Regions from separate parts of the Homo sapiens genome. Here region 2 is linked to region 1. A link is an interaction called in ENCODE POLR2A ChIA-PET data of the cell type or tissue named here. Cell type or tissue: Panc1. All regions are shown on one strand. Links, peaks and the distances in the headings refer to the core of each region. The heading gives the core; the rest is flanking DNA.

What was found. ChIA-PET counts read pairs that join two places held together with the same protein. Peaks named below come from ENCODE experiments on the same cell type or tissue, not always from the same donor. Only the 100,000 strongest peaks of a DNase experiment are listed, where the experiment ranks them.
Region 2: POLR2A ChIA-PET joins it to region 1 with 17 read pairs; 6 of 35 experiments call an interaction of 5 or more read pairs at or near these places.

Annotation. Positions count from the first base shown.
Region 1 is chr19:38,733,074-38,741,301 of GRCh38, forward strand. CAPN12 (calpain 12) reads right to left here. Exons shown (of 21, transcript NM_144691.4): 5 at 6,978-7,146; 6 at 5,501-5,575; 7 at 5,345-5,430; 8 at 5,200-5,274; 9 at 4,402-4,565; 10 at 4,083-4,315; 11 at 3,479-3,490; 12 at 3,037-3,245; 13 at 2,429-2,471; 14 at 2,297-2,356; 15 at 1,740-1,797; 16 at 1,246-1,316; 17 at 1,069-1,131; 18 at 630-708. LOC124904711 (a long non-coding RNA gene) reads left to right here and starts at 3,154. Exons shown (of 2, transcript XR_007067251.1): 1 at 3,154-4,109; 2 at 4,271-6,781. RefSeq lists enhancers at 1,075-1,124, 4,551-4,610 and silencers at 3,184-3,333, 4,081-4,130. In Panc1, for the core only: no CTCF peak of the experiment used is centred there; DNase peaks (open chromatin) are centred at 678 and 1,438; H3K4me3 peaks cover 2,609 bases; H3K27ac peaks cover 2,923 bases.
Region 2 is chr19:38,902,411-38,910,787 of GRCh38, forward strand. NFKBIB (NFKB inhibitor beta) reads left to right here. Exons shown (of 6, transcript NM_002503.5): 2 at 2,605-2,710; 3 at 2,792-3,125; 4 at 4,811-4,899; 5 at 4,989-5,249; 6 at 6,321-6,479. The coding sequence ends at 6,422. CCER2 (coiled-coil glutamate rich protein 2) reads right to left here. Exons shown (of 5, transcript NM_001243212.2): 4 at 8,153-8,377; 5 at 6,570-6,915. The coding sequence ends at 6,826. Among named protein-coding and RNA genes, the nearest start is that of CCER2, 5.6 kb to the right of the region's middle. In Panc1, for the core only: no CTCF peak of the experiment used is centred there; no DNase peak of the experiment used is centred there.

The sequences.
Region 1 (8,228 bases), core at 1-8,000:
GGACGACTCCTCACCACCCTGTGTACTAGCTTTTTTTTTTTTTTTTTGAGAGGCAGGCTCTTGCTCTGTCACCCAGGCACAATCACGGCTCACTGCAGCCTCAGCCTCCCGGGCTCAAGCCATCCTCAAGCCTCAGCCTCCTGAGTAGCTGGGACCATAGGTGTGAGCCACCACACCAGGCCCTGGCCATTTTAGAGAGGAAAATGGAGGCTCAAAGAGATGAAGTCAAGTGCCCAGGGCCCCTCCTGGAGTCAGTAGAGTGAGGATTCCAACCCCGGTGCACCAGAATCCAGAACATTCTACCATGCTGCCCTGGGGGCCAGACCCTCTCAGATACCAGCTCCTAATCTTCCCCTTCCTGGAGGGGCCTCTCCCTGCCCCAGAACCCCTACCAGGCACATCCCCCTTTCATGTCCTCCCCACCCCACACACGCCCCTTGCCCTTCTCCTTCCTTATTTGGCCTCTTTCAGGGTCACCCAACCCCTGCCAGGGACTGGCAACAAGCTAAGGTGTGGGCCTGTGGATGGCCACAGTGCAGACGGCCACAGCTGAGCAGGGGGACTTGGAGACAATGGGATGGGAGAGAACAGGTCCTGTCCCCACGACCACCCCAGGACCCTGTCCACACCTGCTGCATTCAGTGCCAGCCTCAGCTCGTAGGAGTTCATGGTTCCAGAGGTGTCCTCATCGAACTTGTTAAATATGGCCTGGGCAGGAAGGATGAGTCAGGGCTGCCCTCCATGCCCTGAAGAGGGCTGCCAATGGGGCCTCCCAGGCAAGACAGCCTGGTGCCCATCCCAACTCCCTTTCTTCTGGTGTGGACCCCCAGCAAGCAGCCTAGCCACTTGGGACTTCTGTTTCCCAATCTGTAAAATGGGAATAAGAGCAATGACCCAGAGGACAAGCTGAGGCTGGGTGGGGGCAGGGATATCCCAGCCAGATCTCTCCAAGTCAGCCTAGTCCAGTACCCCCTCGTTCCCTGGGGACCTGATAGCCCACAGGGTGCCTATGTCTCTGTTAGTAAAGGTTTCTCTCTTTCTGGGAAGAGGCCCAGTCTCCCACCTCACCTGCCACTCCAGGAGGTAGCCCCAGAGCTGCTGGAAGTGGTGTAAGGCCAGGCTTTGCCCATGCTGTGTTGGGGGTCGGGGGCATCTGGTTAAGGTCAATCTCTCCAGAAGGGGAGGAGAGACCCCAACGTCCCCTTCCCCACTCCCTCCCTCACCCAGGCACTGCCCCCCATGTACCCCGAAACACTGCAGCAGCTGCTCACAGGTCCTGAGCCCGATCTCTCTGGGGGTGGAGGTATGGGCCCTGGCTACAGGAAAAACAAAGTCAAACCACAGCACTTCCTGCATTCTGGCCACCACTTTAAGGGCTGGGTGGATGTGACTCCCTTAAGCAGGTGATGTTGTCAGTCCCATATTATAGAAGCCGAGGCACAGGGAGCCAGTGACTGCTGCGCCTAGCAGAGCTGGGATTCAAATCCAGGCAGGGGGTGCCCAGTCTGTGCTCAAGGCAGCCTTGCCTTTCAGCGGAAGGGGAGCTTGCGAGCAGCCGTGGCCCAGGTCACGGGGCCCACACAAGATCCCCTGCAGGGAGATGCTGCCAGGCTGAGCCCTGGCTTCCTGAGCCCAACTCCCAGCAGCGCGGTGGGTTCATAGACATAGGGTGGCACCGGCTCTGGTTGCAGGACCCCTGGCTAAGACCCCTCCTCCTGCCCCTATCCCAGCCAACTCACCAGGCTCCAGGGCAATGCTTAGTAAGGCCTGGAGCTGAGAGGCATTGAGTTCTTCCTCCTAGTCCAGGAAAGAGGGCTTGTGAGGCCATTTACTCATCCAGCTGCTCTGGGCCAAGCCCTGTGCTAGGGACACGGCAGGGGCTGACAGAGCCTCAGAGCCCTAGCTCCAGGAGTGGGGGAGACAGACCTGTCCCCACAGGGCCAGGGCTGTGACGGGGGAAGCACTGGGCTGTGGTTGCTGGTGGGGGGCCAGCAGACCGGCCTGGGGCAGGGGGGTGGTCAGGGAGAGCTTCCAGGGCTGGGCACCTTAGATGAGACCTGAGCCTGGCTGGAGGTGTCAGGAGGGAGAGGGTGGTCCTGGGAGAGGGTATGGACTGAGCCCAAGGCCCTGAGGCAGGGAGGAGCTGTGAGCATTTCAAGAAAAGGTCAGGAGATTTAAGCCCGGAGGGAGGAAAAAGCAAGCAAAATGAGACACCTGAGATGCTGGGGTGGGGGAAGGGGGGTCCCCAAGGGGAGGCCGCAGCGGGATACCCCCTCAGTCCAATCCCCCTCCTCACCTCTCCAGCCAGCTCCTGAAACAGCTGCTCCAACCCCAGCTCCAGGGGCAGGTAGGGGCCCTGCCGCATGGCGGAAGTTTAGCGCTGGCCAAGATCCCCGCCCCATGCCGCCCCTCCAGGAACAGTCCCCACCTGGAGAGACTGCAGGTCTGCGCTGATCACGTCGTCGATCTCCCTGCAAATTACAGATGGGAAGTGGGGAGGGGGCTGTTTGCCCCAGCTGGGGCTGTGTGGGACGGGGTCTCAGGTGAGGAATCGCGTGGGGTCTAGGTAGGGACCGTGGAGCCCTGGGCTCATCCTCGCGGGGCGGGGGTTCTGGGGGCGGGGCGGGGGTTCTGGGGGCGGGGCGGGGGTTCTGGGGGCGGGGCGGGGGTTCTGGGGGCGGGGCGGGGGTTCTGGGGGCGGGGCGGGGCGGGGGTTCTGGGGGCGGGGCGGGGCGGGGGTTCTGGGGGCGGGGCGGGGGTTCTGGGGGCGGGGCGGGGCGGGGCGGTGGTTCTGCGGGCGGGGCGGGGCGGGGCGGGGCGGGGCGGGGGTTCTGGGGGCGGGGCGGGGCGGGGCGGGGGTTCTGGGGGCGGGGCGGGGCGGGGGTTCTGGGGGCGGGGCGGGGCGGGGCAGGGGTTCTGGGGGCGGGGCAGGTCAGGTCTCGGGGGTCTCGGGGGTCTCGGGGGTCTCGGGGGTCTCGGGGGTCTCGGGGCCTGTCTAGGCAGGGATGGGGTCGGATTTGGGTGCCCGGGGCTCACACGGCCGTGTGGCGGCGCTCGGAGAAGACACGCAGAGTGAAGTCAGCCTCGTCGCCGGCGTGGGCGGTGCTCGGCACCACCAGGTAGTGGCCTGGACGCAGGCAGCAGCGGCGGGTCACGTCGCGGCGGGCGCTGAGGGGCGAGCGGTCGGCGCGCAGCAGCCGGGGCAGGAGCGCATGGCTGCGCGGGGAATCCCAGAGGCCCAGCAGCTGGGGACGGGGCGGCATGACCACGGACCAGGCTCACCCCCGGCCCTTCATCCCCGCACCCTCCAGCGCGCCCCGTCCACCCTGCCTAACCCCTGTCCACGCCTCCCCTGCCCCCGGACCCGGCTCTGCCCCCCCACCCCCAGGGCAGTTTGACCAAGCCCCAGGGCAGGTTGACCAAGCCCCAGGGCAGGTTGACCAAGCCCCAGGGCCGGTTGACCCCATCCCAGACTCACCTCCTCTGGAATCTGAAAGAAGCAAGAGCAAGGGGCGTCGGGGCAGGGGAGAGGTGGCCGCCGCTCAGGGTCTCCTCCCTGCCCCTTCTCACCTCTGTGCTCTCTCCCTCCTTCTTCGTCCTATTAGACCCTTATTGAACCTTTGCCCCGCAGTCCCCGACCCAGGCCCTCGCCGACCCCTCCCCAACTCTTCCTTCCCCATCTGCGCTCCCAGCGCCTTCTCTGTATCCTTGGTCCCCTCTGGCCCTTCTAACCCCCAGCCTCTCTCTGTCCCTAACCTCGTCCCTCTGTCTGTCCCTGAGCCCCTCCCTCTCATTCCCTTAGCTCCCTCTCCCCTCTGAGACCTGGCCCCCCAGCCCTACTAGCCCCCTACTCCCCTCCCAGCGCCGCCCCCTCTTGGCCCTGCTCCTCCACTCCTCCCCTCCTCCCCGATCCTCTTCAGTCCCACCCCTCCACCACTCCCCCTCTTCCCCCTTGGCCCCGCCCTCCACACCTCCCCTCTTCCCACTGGCCCCGCCCCTCCATGCCTCCCCCGCTCCTTGGCCCGGCCCCGCCCCTCCACCCTCCGGGTTCCCTCCAGCCTCAGCTTTGCCCAGGACCTCACCTGGAACACGTGGAAGCCAACGGTGAGGTAAGTGAGGCCCTTGGCTCTCAGGCGCCGCCGGTTGCGCTGGATGAGGGACAGAAGGACCGTGCACTTGGGCGTGCGGCCCCCCCGCGCTGGGCCCCGTGCCCCTGCAGCCCCCCAGCCCCCCCAGGGCCCTTCCTCATCCTCGTCATCCTCCTCATCAGGCTCCAGCAGCGTTAAACGGAACTGAGGATTGGTCCAGAAGGTTTCTAAGGGAGGAGGAAAAAAGGGGGTTTCCTAGCCGGCCACAGCGCCCCCCACCCCAGGAAGCCTCTCAGGGCCCCTCAGGCCTCACCAGCATTAGGCTGGCTCCCGCCGGAGTTGAAGCCACGCACCCAGCGGCCTTGGAAGGTGTGGACGTGCCAGCCGCCCCCCTCCGGGCTGGGGCCCAGCACCTCCGGGCTCAGCGAGCAGATCTGCACGGTGTCGAAATGGAGGAGGAAGTCCCGCAGCTCCATCCTGCACGGTGGCCCAGTCAGACCCTGCCCGGCCCCACCTCGAGGGGGTCCCAAGATCCCGGAAATGACTCCCAGATCCCAAAGCCCCTCACATTTCTTAAATATTGTCAAATACCCTTCAGGCTCCAGAAATGAACCCCAAATGCCTGGGCCTCTAGCTCTGCCAAATTCCTCCAAGTCCTCAGACATGCCCCACAAATCGCCAAGATTCACAAGCTGCCCCCAAATATCGTTAAATTGCCACCAACCCCCAAATAGCAAGACCCTCAGACTCTAAATTACCAACAAGTACCCTTCAGCCCCTCAACATTGCCAAATCTCAAGAAATGCCCCAAATATCACCAAGCCTTCCTCCATTGCCCTAAATACTGCCCATCCCTTTCAATCCTCCACAGATAACTAGGCCTTCAAATTCCCCTCATATTACTACTTTTTTAAACCCACTCCAATCAGAGGTTCTCTAATATTACTACCAATTCTTCCTTGATTTCCCAAAATAGAACCTGGCCCCAAAATTACCACCGATGTACACAGTTTCTCCCTATTAGGACCCATCCTTCAACTGGGGCTCGCCCTCCCTGAACCCCTTGGCAGAGACCCTCCCAGAGGCAGAGCTGGGACCCTGACGAACTGACCAGAACTCGCCATCCTCCTTTTTCACCAGCAGGGCATCGCGGCACTCGGTGGGGAGTGTGTCCCAGCGTGGGCAGCTGGAGAGACTGTGGTGTGAGGGGCGGGCAGGTGGGGTCCAGCCCCACACCCACCCCAGACCCATCCCACCTGTCGCTCCAGGCCCCCGTCCACTCCACGCAGCCCCATGGGTTCCGCAGCCGCAGCAGCCGCACCTTGGTGAAGCCCAGGAACACCTGGGGCAGCATCGTCAGTGGGGGTGATGCCTGGACATGGCCTGCCACCCCACCCATGGGGGACACTTACCTTGTGTGTGCCCGTGATGGAATACGCGTGTCCCTTTACCAGGCCCTCTTCTGTGCGGTACTCACCCCGATCACTCTGGGCAGGGGATGGGATGGTGAGGCCAAGGTAGGGGACAGGAGGGCAGCTGCTCCTCCCTGCCCCCAACCTCCTGCCACCAAGGCAGGAGCCAACCAGAGCACTGAACTGAATGGCACGCAGCTCAGAGACCATGTCAGGGTTAGTGACTGAAGGCGAAAGAGAAAAGGAGAGGAAGGGAGATGGAAACGAGACAAAAGGAGATGGAGGTACGGGCTCACGCCTGTAATCCCAGCACTTAGGGAGGTCGAGGTGGAAGGACTACTTGAGGCCAGGAGTCCAAGACCAGCCTGGGCAACATAGCAAGACCCCAAGTCTACAAAAATTTTAAAAATTCAACAGGCGTGGTGGTGCACACCAGTGGTCCCAGCTACTCTGGAGGCTGAGGCAGGAGGATCCCTTGAGCCCAGAGGTCAAGGCTATAGTGAGCTATGATGACACTACTGCACTCTGGCCTGGGTGACAGAGTGAGATGAGACCCTGCCTCCAAAAACAAAAACAAACAAAATAGATGGAAAGAGGCCTGTTGTGGTGGCTCACACCTGTAATCCCAGCACTTTGGGAGGCCGAGGCGGGCAGATCACAAGGTCAGGAGATTGAGACCATCCTGGCTAACACAGTGAAACCCCATCTCTACTAAAAATACAAAAAACTAGCTGGGCATGGTGGCGGGCGCCTGTAGTCCCAGCTACTCGGGAGGCAAAGCAGGAGAATTGCTTGAACTTGGGTGACAGAGGTTACAGTGAGCCAAGGTCGTGCCACTGCACTCCAGCCTGGGTGACAGAGCAAGATTCCGTCTCAAAAAAAAAAAAAAAAAAAAAAAAGATGGAAAGAGTAGAGAGACAGAGACAGAGACAAAGAAAGATACAGAAGAGAGAAACAGACACAAAAGAAAAAGAGAAGCAGTAACTCAGAGGATTTAAGTAAATGAATGAGTGAAGGAGTTAGACCAACTCAGTGAATGAATGAGTGTGTCATGGGGTCACAGATGAACACATGACCCAAGCTAAGCCCACGAGAATCAATCCTGGGACTTTTACTGAAATTCTCAGAAAGAGGCACTTTTTTTTTTTTTTTTTAAATAAACCCTAGGGTGGTAGGAGATACCTGCAGCTATGGGGGATCCTTTTATGCCCATGAGGGGAGAGCCTGGCTGAGAGTGACACTAACACAGAATGAGAAATAAACATAGTTGCAACACCCTCAGCATCTGGATCCAGCTGTGCCTGAAGCCCCTGATTCATGAGAGCAAATGAATTTATTTTTGACTAGTTAGATTTATGAGCGAGCCTAAGCCAGTAACGGAAGCAGAGAACAGAGGAAGCACTCCGCCCACCCCACCACACCCCTGACTGTGCTCTGGTCCTGGTGGGGGTTCCGCATGCGAGTCCAGGTCTCTTACCAGGGCAGTGGCGCCCACGAGGGACTCCTTGGCCAGGGCATGGCGCAGGGCAGAGAACAGCCCCATGCTGTTTTGTCTCAGATAGAGCACCTCGCCCACGCCGCCTGTGAAATCCACAAAAGCCTCATTCATGTGGCCGCCCCGCATCACCTCATAGGAGCCGTGGAGCCTGTGGGGGCAGATCTGGGGTGAGGGTTGAGGCAAGTACAAGCGTCTCAGGCACCCCTGCCCTGGGATCTGCAGGGGCCTGTGTCTCAGGGTGTGGAATCCCCAGGGGAAATTCCTGAAGTTTTGAGACTTTTTCCAGGGTCACCCTGTGGCCCAGGCCGGAGTGCAGTGGCGTGATCTCATCTCACTGTAGCCTCAAACTCCCGGGTTCAAGCGATCCTCCTCCCACCTCAGCCTCCCGAGGAGCTGGGCCCACAGGTGCACACCACCACACCCAGCTAAAACAATTTCAGACTCTTGGCCAGGCATGGTGGCTCACGCCTGTAATCCCAGCGCTTTGGGAAGCCGAGGCAAGTGGATCACCTGAGGTCAGGAGTTTGAGACCAGCCTGGCCAATACGGTGAAACCCCGTCTCTACTAAAAATACAAAAATTAGCTGGGCGTGGTGGCACATGCCTGTAATCCCAGCTACTCGGGAGGCTGAGGCAGGAGAATCGCTTGAACTCGGGAGGCGAAGGTTGCAGTGAGCCAAGATCACGCCATTGCACTGTAGCCTGGGCAACAAGAGTGAAACTCCATCTCAAAAAAAAAAAAAAAATTCAGACTCTTGACGGGGGGAACTGTGGCACATACAGAAGCCCTTGGAGATTGGGCCTGTGGTCCTTGGGGTGACCAGGACTTCGGTTTGGTGGGGGGCATGGGAGAGCTGTGTTAGAATTCTGAGAGTCCTGGTGCTGTCTGAAACCTTGAACCTCTGGTAGATGTCCGCTTTGGGGGATCATCCCTATGGGGGCTTGTCAGGAATTTCAGAGCCTCAGAATGGGGAAAAGGCAAAGATTTGAGGGTCCCAGGGTGACCCCCAATATTTTGGGGGTGCTTTAGATTTCTCAATGGACCAGGAGAGACAATCTAAGATATACAGCTCACCCGAGGGGATAAATCCCAGATTTGGTGAATCCAGGGCCTGATATATGAGATTTCAGGATCCTTAAGAATTATGAGTGACTGGGGGTCTCCAGGAATGTTTTGTGTGAAATATTGATGGAGAGAGGGGTTTAAGATTTGAAGGTACAGCTGAGCACA
Region 2 (8,377 bases), core at 268-8,267, 170 kb after region 1:
TTGTTATGTTAGTGGTTGCTTTAAGGTGGGGGTTGGCAAACTATGGCCTCCAGGCAAAATCTAGCCAGCCATCTGCTTTTGTATGGTTGTGAGCTAAGAATGGTCTTTACATTTTTAAACAGTTTCTAAAAATCAAAAGAATAATAATATTATATGGCTTTTGTATGGTTGTGAGCTAAGAATGGTCTTTACATTTTTAAACAGTTTCTAAAAATCAAAAGAATAATAATATTATATGGCAAGTGAAAGTGTATGAAATTCATATTTCAAGCTCCATAAATAAAGTTCTTTTGGAACGCAAGCAAGCTCACTCATTTACATATTGTCAGTGGCTGCTTTTGCACTGACACAGCAGAGTCGAGTAGTCAAAAGAAACTGTATGGCTGCTGGGCTCAGTGGCTCATGCCTGTAATCCCAGCACTTTGGGAGCCAAGGCGGACAGATCACAAGGTCAGGAGATCGAGACCATCCTGGCTAACATGGTGAAACCTTGTCTCTACTAAAAATACAAAAAGTTAGCTGGCAGTGGTGGCGAGCGCCTGTAATCCCAGCTACTTGAGAGGCAGGAGAATCGCTTGAACCCGGGAGGCGGAGGTTGCAGTGAGCTGAGATCACGCCACTGCACTCCAGCCTGGGCAGCAGAACGAGACTCCATCTCAAAAAAACAAAACAAACAAACAAAAAAAGAAAAAGAAAAACAAAACCAAAAAGAGAAACCATATGACCTACAAAGACTAAAATAGTTATCTGGCTCCTTACAGAAAAAGTTTGCTGACTCCTGCTGTAGGGTTGATAGTTTACAACTTTAGGTTATCATGGGCTACCTTAAAGTGATATTATGCCATTTCACATAGAGTAAAAGAAATTTATTTTATTTTATTATTATTATTTGAGACGGAGTCTCACTCTGTTGCCCAGGCTGGAGTGCAGTGGCACGATCTCAGCTCACTGCAACCTCCATTTCTCAGGTTCAAATGATTGTCCTGCCTCAGCCTCCTGTGTAGGTGGGATTACAGGCGCATGCCACCATGCCTGGCTAAATTTTTTTTGTATTTTTTGTAGAGACAGGGTCTCATCGTGTTGGCCAGGTTGGTCTCAAACTCCTGACCTCAAGTGATCTGCCCGCCTTGGCCTCCCAAAGTGCCAGGATTACAGGTGTGGGCCACCGTGCCCAGCATAATGAACTGTTTTAATATTCTTGTTTGCAAATTCTAACATCTCTGTCATTTCTGGGTCAGTTTCAATTCACTGATGGTTCCTATTATGGATCATGTTTTCCTGCTTCTTTACATGCCTGATAATCTTTGGTTAGGTGCCAGACATTGTGAATTTTGCCTTGTTAGTCTGGAGAATTCTGTATTCCTATAAATATTCTTGAGGCCGGGCGCCGTGGCTCACACCTGTAATCCCAGCACTTTGGGAGGCCAAGGCGGGTGGATCACGAGGTCAGGAGTTCAAGATCAGCCTGGCCAACATGGTGAAACCCTGTCTGTACTAAAAACTGCAAAAATTAGCCAGGTGTGGTGGCACGCACCTGTGGTTCCGGCTACTCGGGAGGCTGAGGCAGAAGAATCGCTTGAACCCAGGAGGTGGAGGTTGCAGTGAGCCACGATCGTGTCACTGCGCTCCAGCCTGGGCGACAGGGCAAGACTCTCTCTCAAAAAATAAAAATTAAAATAAATAAATAAATAAATAAATAAATAAATATTCTTGAATATTATTCTGGGATGGAGTTAAATTACTCGGAAGTAGTTTGAGTCTTTCCAGTTTTGCTTTTATGATTTGTTAGGTGGGTGTTGAGCAGTGCCCCATCTACAGTTAATTATTCCCCACTATTGAGGCAAGACCTTCCTGAGTATCCCACCCGATAGCCTGTGATGATGTTTTTCCAGCCTGGCTGGTGGGAACACTCACTATTCCTGGCCCTGTGTGAGTAACGAGCACTTTTCTGAAATCCTTTTGGATGGTTTTCCCATCCCCACAGACTCACAGGCATGGCTGATCCGTATTCTCCGGAATACACAAGAGAACCTCCTGCAGTTCCCCAGCAATCTCTCCTTTGGCAACTCTGTTTTGTACTCTGTCCTGTGACTCTAGCCACGCTGGCCTCCACAGACTCTTCCTCCATATCCATCTCCTGACCTCAGACAACCTGATGCGCTCTGCTTGGATTCCCCTCTCTGCACCGTGGCTTTGAAACTCTCTCAAGACAATAAGCTGTGGCAGTCAAGTGTGGGGCCCACCTCGTGTTTCCTGTCTTTCAGGGGTCACTGTGATTCATTGCACGATGTCCAGTGTCTTCAACACTGTTGCTTCATATACCGTATTTCGTCTGACTCTTGTTTGTTTGTTTGTTTGTTTCACGTGGGAGTGAATTCTGGTCCATGTTACTTCATTTTGGGCAGAAGTGGAAATCCCACTGAATAAACATTGATTCCACGAATTTGCTGATGAAACTCTGACCTCTGACCTCCCAGATAGCTGACAGGGGGTTCCAGAACTGTGGTCACAAGGCCTAGCATACAGTAGGCGCCCCATGTTTGTTCAATGAAGGAATGCAAGAGGACTTGAACTTTGCCCTCTCACCCCGGTCTTTGTCCCCAGGGCACTGCACTTGGCTGTGATTCATCAGCATGAACCCTTCCTGGATTTTCTTCTAGGCTTCTCGGCCGGCACTGAGTACATGGACCTGCAGAATGACCTAGGCCAGGTGAGCCACGAGGGATGGTGTAGGGCTTGGGGTCCAGGGTTCCCAGTGTGACTCCCTACCGCCTGTCCTCTGCTTCTGCAGACAGCCCTGCACCTGGCAGCCATCCTGGGGGAGACATCCACGGTGGAGAAGCTGTACGCAGCAGGCGCCGGGCTGTGTGTGGCGGAGCGTAGGGGCCACACGGCGCTGCACCTGGCCTGCCGTGTGGGGGCACACGCCTGTGCCCGTGCCCTGCTTCAGCCCCGCCCCCGGCGCCCCAGGGAAGCCCCCGACACCTACCTCGCTCAGGGCCCTGACCGTACTCCCGACACCAACCATACCCCTGTCGCCTTGTACCCCGATTCCGACTTGGAGAAGGAAGAAGAGGAGAGTGAGGAGGACTGGAAGCTGCAGCTGGAGGCTGAAAACTACGAGGGTGAGGGTCGTCACCAGGGAAGGACTCAGCTCCTGGGCTAGGCGAGAGCACCTGGCCCTGGGCTCAGCTTCCCTGATTTGAGACTGAGCTCCTTGGGAAATCATGCCTAGGCTTCAGGAGCCCACACATCGGGACCAGGGACCTCCACTCAGGGCCCAGATGATTGAGAATTGGATATGTAGGACCCAGGACCCCCACCTGGAGGCCCCAGGTCACTTGGGATGCAGACCTGTCACCCACAGACCCAGAGCTGCCAGGATCCAGTTGTCGGGCCCCCGGGCTCCCCACCTGCAGAGTGTATTGCAGACCCCTACCCTACCCAGGACCGGGGAATGCAGAGCTCAGGCCCTCTGTGAAACTCTGGCACCCCAGGCTCCCAGCAATGGGCAGCAGGGTTCAGAGACAGCCCTCCTCAGCCTCATGGGAAGAAGGGCTCATCTGCCCACAGCCCTGACATCCAAGTTTCTGCTCCCCTGCCTATAAGCCCAGCCACCTGAGACCAGACCCCTCCTCAGATGGACTGACGTCATTCAGGACCCAGTGTTCAGGGCCTGCCTCTCGCCCCCAGGTCACAGGCTTTTCAGCTACTTGGTACCTTTTTTTTTTTTTTTTTTTTTTTTGAGACAGTCTCACTCTGTTGCCAGGTTGGAGTTCAGTGGCGTGATCTTGGCTCACTGCAACCTCCACCTCCCAGGTTCAGGTGATTCTCCTGCCTCAGCCTCCCGAGTAGCTGGGATTACAGGGATTACAGGCACATGCTACCATGCCCAGCTTATTTTTGTATTTTTAGTAGAGACGGGGTTTTACCATGTTGACCAGGCTGGTCTTGAACTCCTGGCCTGGCCTTAGGTGATCTGCCCGCCATGGCCTCCCAAAGTGCTGGGATTACAGGTGTGAGCCACCGTGCCTGGGCAGGAACCTTAATTTAAGGTTTTTTTTTTTTTTTTTTTTTGACATGGAGTCTCACTCTGTTGCCCAGGCTGGAGTGCAGTGGCGCCATCTCAGCTCACTGCAAGCTCCGCCTCCTGGGTTCACACCATTCTCCTGCCTCAGCCTCCCGAGTAGCTGGGACTACAGGCGCCCGCCACCATGCCCAGCTAATTTTTTGTATTTTTAGTAGAGATGGGGTTTCACCATGTTAGCCAGGATGGTCTCGATCTCCTGACCTCGTGATCCACCCGCCTCAGCCTCCCAAAGTGCTGGGATTACAGGCGTGAGCCACTGTGCCTGGCCTTTATTTTTTATTTTTAGTAGAGACGTCTTGCCATGTTGCCCAGGCAGCTTCTTGAACTCCTGAGCTCAAGTGATCCTCTTGCTTTGGCCTCCCAAAGTGCTGGGATTACAGGTGTGAAATAGCGTGCCAGCTCAGGTCCTTTGAGTGATAAGAGCAGAGACTTGGGTCTCCTCCTGGCCCCAAAATCCAGGCTCCCTGTCCACAGACCCCAGGCTGTTTACCCGCGGGCCCCAGGCTTCAAACAACTCAGGCACTAGCACTTGCCAGCAAGCTCAGGCCATCTGAGATAGGCATTTGGTACCCAGGTACCTCTTTGCCATACCCAAGAATTCAGGAACCAGCCCCCAAACCTAATCACCCTCACGCCACATGACCCTCCCCCAGGATCAAAGCACGGTGGGGTGGGGGGGGCCCTCACCTCATCATCTGACGCCAATCACTCTGTCCCCAGGCCACACCCCACTCCACGTGGCCGTTATCCACAAAGATGTGGAGATGGTCCGGCTGCTCCGAGATGCTGGAGCTGACCTTGACAAACCGGTGAGCCCCAACCTCGGGGAAGATGCCGTCGGCGGGAGGGGGCTTGTCCCCTCTTCGGGCCCTCTGACCTTTCTGTTGCACCCCCACAGGAGCCCACGTGCGGCCGGAGCCCCCTTCATTTGGCAGTGGAGGCCCAGGCAGCCGATGTGCTGGAGCTTCTCCTGAGGGCAGGCGCGAACCCTGCTGCCCGCATGTACGGTGGCCGCACCCCACTCGGCAGTGCCATGCTCCGGCCCAACCCCATCCTCGCCCGCCTCCTCCGTGCACACGGAGCCCCTGAGCCCGAGGGCGAGGACGAGAAATCCGGCCCCTGCAGCAGCAGTAGCGACAGCGACAGCGGAGACGAGGGCGTGAGTCAGGAGGAGAGACAGGGCAGCCCAGCTGGGGGGTCAGGATAGACCGGCAGGCAAGAAGCCCAAGAAGATAATTAGGCACCGACCTTGGGCTGCTGTTAGAGAACTCAGGCAGCAGCGCCAGTGACACGGGGCACTAGTCAGGAGAGACCTGGACAGGGGTGGTGGGAAGAGCTTGGGCAGAAGTGGCTGAAAAACTAAGGCAGTGGCAAAGGTAGAACTCAGGCAGGGGTGGAGAAAAGGCGTTGGTCGCAGTGATTGGTGAACACAGCGGGGGTGGGTGGTAGCGCTGGGGGTGATTTTAGGCAGCAAGAATTGGAGAACTCACACTGCGAAAAGAAAACCTTGGGTGGCAGTGATTTGAACACCGGCAGTGCTGGGGCAGGACCCGAGCCAGCGGTGGGGAGAGATATAGTCAGAGAACCCAGCAATACAGATCCGTCCTTGGGCAAGGCGCGGTGCTGGATGATGGGTGCGGAGGAATTTGGGTAAAGGCAGAGGGAAGGGGTGGAGGAGGGCCAGCTCAGTTGCCGAAACTCTGGAGTGGCGGCTGGCTAGAAATTGGTCTGTAGAAATGACCTTGAAAATGGAGTTCTGGCCAGGTGCGGTGGCTCACGCCTGTAATCCCAGCACTTTGGGAGGCCGAGGCAGGCAGATCACGAGGTCAGGAGTTCGAGACCAGCCTGGCCAACATGGCAAGACCCTGTCTCTACTAAAAATACAAAAATTAGCTGGGCGTGGTGGCGCATGCCTATAATCCCAGCTACTTGGGAGGCTGAGGTAGGAGAATTGCTTGAACCTGGGAGGTGGAGGTTGCAGTGAACCTAGATCACGCCACTGCATTCCAGCCTGGGCAACAGAGCGAGACTCCATCTTAAAAAAAAAAAAAAAAAAAAGAAAGAAAAGAAAATGGAGTTCTGAGAGCTAGGAAACTGGGAGGTTGAGCCAGGAGCAGGGGAACTTGGGCTTTGAGGCGAGACCTAATTCTTAGGGTGCTCTATGAGGACATGGGTGGTGGGCAAAGTGACAGCCGCCTGAGCCCCTCTGCCTGGTCCCCTTTGCCCCCAGGATGAATACGACGACATTGTGGTTCACAGCAGCCGCAGCCAAACCCGGCTGCCTCCCACCCCAGCCTCAAAACCTCTTCCTGACGACCCCCGCCCCGTGTGATTTGTTTCATTGTTAATATAATTTCCAGTTTAATAAACAAAACCCTAGTTCTGACAACCAGAGACCAGACTGATCTTGTCTTCCCAGTCCTCCGGGTCCTTCTGGGGCCCATCCCTGTCACATCAAGTGCTGCTCACGGAGGCAGGGTGCGTTTCTTTGTGCTTTATTCACTCAGAAGGGTTGGAGTGGGAGTGCATAGGTGTGGGGGTGCTTCCTGTGTCAGGGCTGAGCCCAGCCCCCGGCCCAGCTCAGACTCACCTCCTTGGGTGTGGTTCCAAGGCACGTCCGCCTCCTCCCCTGTTTGGGTAGGGGTGGCGTGGGGTGCTAGGTGAGGTGGAGGCTTCGGGGTCAACAGTCCTAAGCCACAGGGTGTGTCAGGAGGAAGGAGGGACTGAGGTAGGGGTCAGCCCTCCCTCCTGAGCTGCTCCCCCAGCGTCTCTGTCACCTTCTTCAGTTCGTCTCTCAAGTGCTCCAGCTGCTCCACCTCCTTTTCCTGGTGGGGTCAGAAACGGGGTAGTCAGCACCCACCTTCAAAGGCAGGCCACCTCGGTCACTGTGATTGTGGGCCATGTCGGTTCTCATAGTGGCATCCAGCAGCGGTCGTTCTGATCGTCGTGGACCGCGATGGTGACCATGCTGATTGCCATAACCCCGGAAGAGTGGTGCTGGCTAACGCGACCACAGCCAACAGCAGTAGCTTGGCACTGGCAAAGGTGCCTGGGATGAGCACCTCGTGATGGCGCTTTATTTTTATTTTTAAGATGGAGTCTCGCTCTGTCACCCAGGCTGGGGTACAGTGGCACGATCTCGGCTCACTGTAACCTCCACCTCCCGAGTTCAAGTGATTCTCCTGCTTCAGCCTCCCGAGTAGCTGGGATTACAGGCATGCAACACCATGCCTGGCTGATTTTTTGTATTTTTAGTAGAGACAGGGTTTCACCATGTTGGCCAGGCTGGTCTCGAACTCCTGACCTCAGGTAATCCTCCCGCCTCAGCCTCCCAAAGTGCTGGGATTACAGGCACGAACCACCATGCCCAGCCATTTTTTTTTTTTTTTTTTAAGATGGTTTTGCTCTGTGGCCCAGGCGGGACTGCTGTGGCACAATCATGACTCAATGCAGCCTCAAACTCCCGGGTTCAAGCAATCCCACCACCTCAGCCTCCTGAGAGCTGGGACCACAGGCGTGCGCCACCATTGCTGGCTAATTTTTTAAATTATTTGTAGAGTCACGGTTTCACTATGTTGCCCACGCTGGTCTCAAACTCCTGGCCTCAAGGGATTCTCCCACCTTGGCCTCTGAAAGGATTAACCCTCCCTAGGATTACAGGTGTGAGCCACCATGCCCACCCTGTTACGGCACTTTTGGTGCCACCAATCATGGTGACATCTTGTTTTCCATGACCCAGCAATGGTGTCTGTCTGTCACCTAGTGAAGTAGGCACAGCAGCCACTTTTCACAGTGGCCAACTTGCTAGTGATGGTGGCTTGCTTCTGTGCAATGGTGCCATCTTGGTTGCTGTAGTCCATACAGTAGTGTGGAAGTATAAGGTAAAGGCCTTGCACGGAAGTTGTTAGCCAGTCGTGGTGTCAGTCTTGGCCACTGTGATCCACTAGTGATGGATCTGGTGGTGCAGGGCCAACACCGGTGGCTGTGAGTTGTGACTCCACTGACCATCATCAACCCTGCCTCCAAACTGTGTTGGTGTTCCTCCTTCATCCCCCTACTCACCTCCCTCTCCGAAGCCTCCTCCTTCTCCTGCCTGGGCTCAGCCTCTGGCTGGTGGTGGTGGTGGTGGTGGTGGGGCAAGTCCTCGCGCCTCTCTCCTCCGCCTCTCTCGGCCCCCTGCCACAGGCTGCGGTCCCCGCCCAGCACCCGCACCCCCTTCTCCTCTGCCTGGAACTGGGCCGTCTCTTTGTCACTGGCCTTCTCTGCCACCCGCTTCTGGAGGTCCCC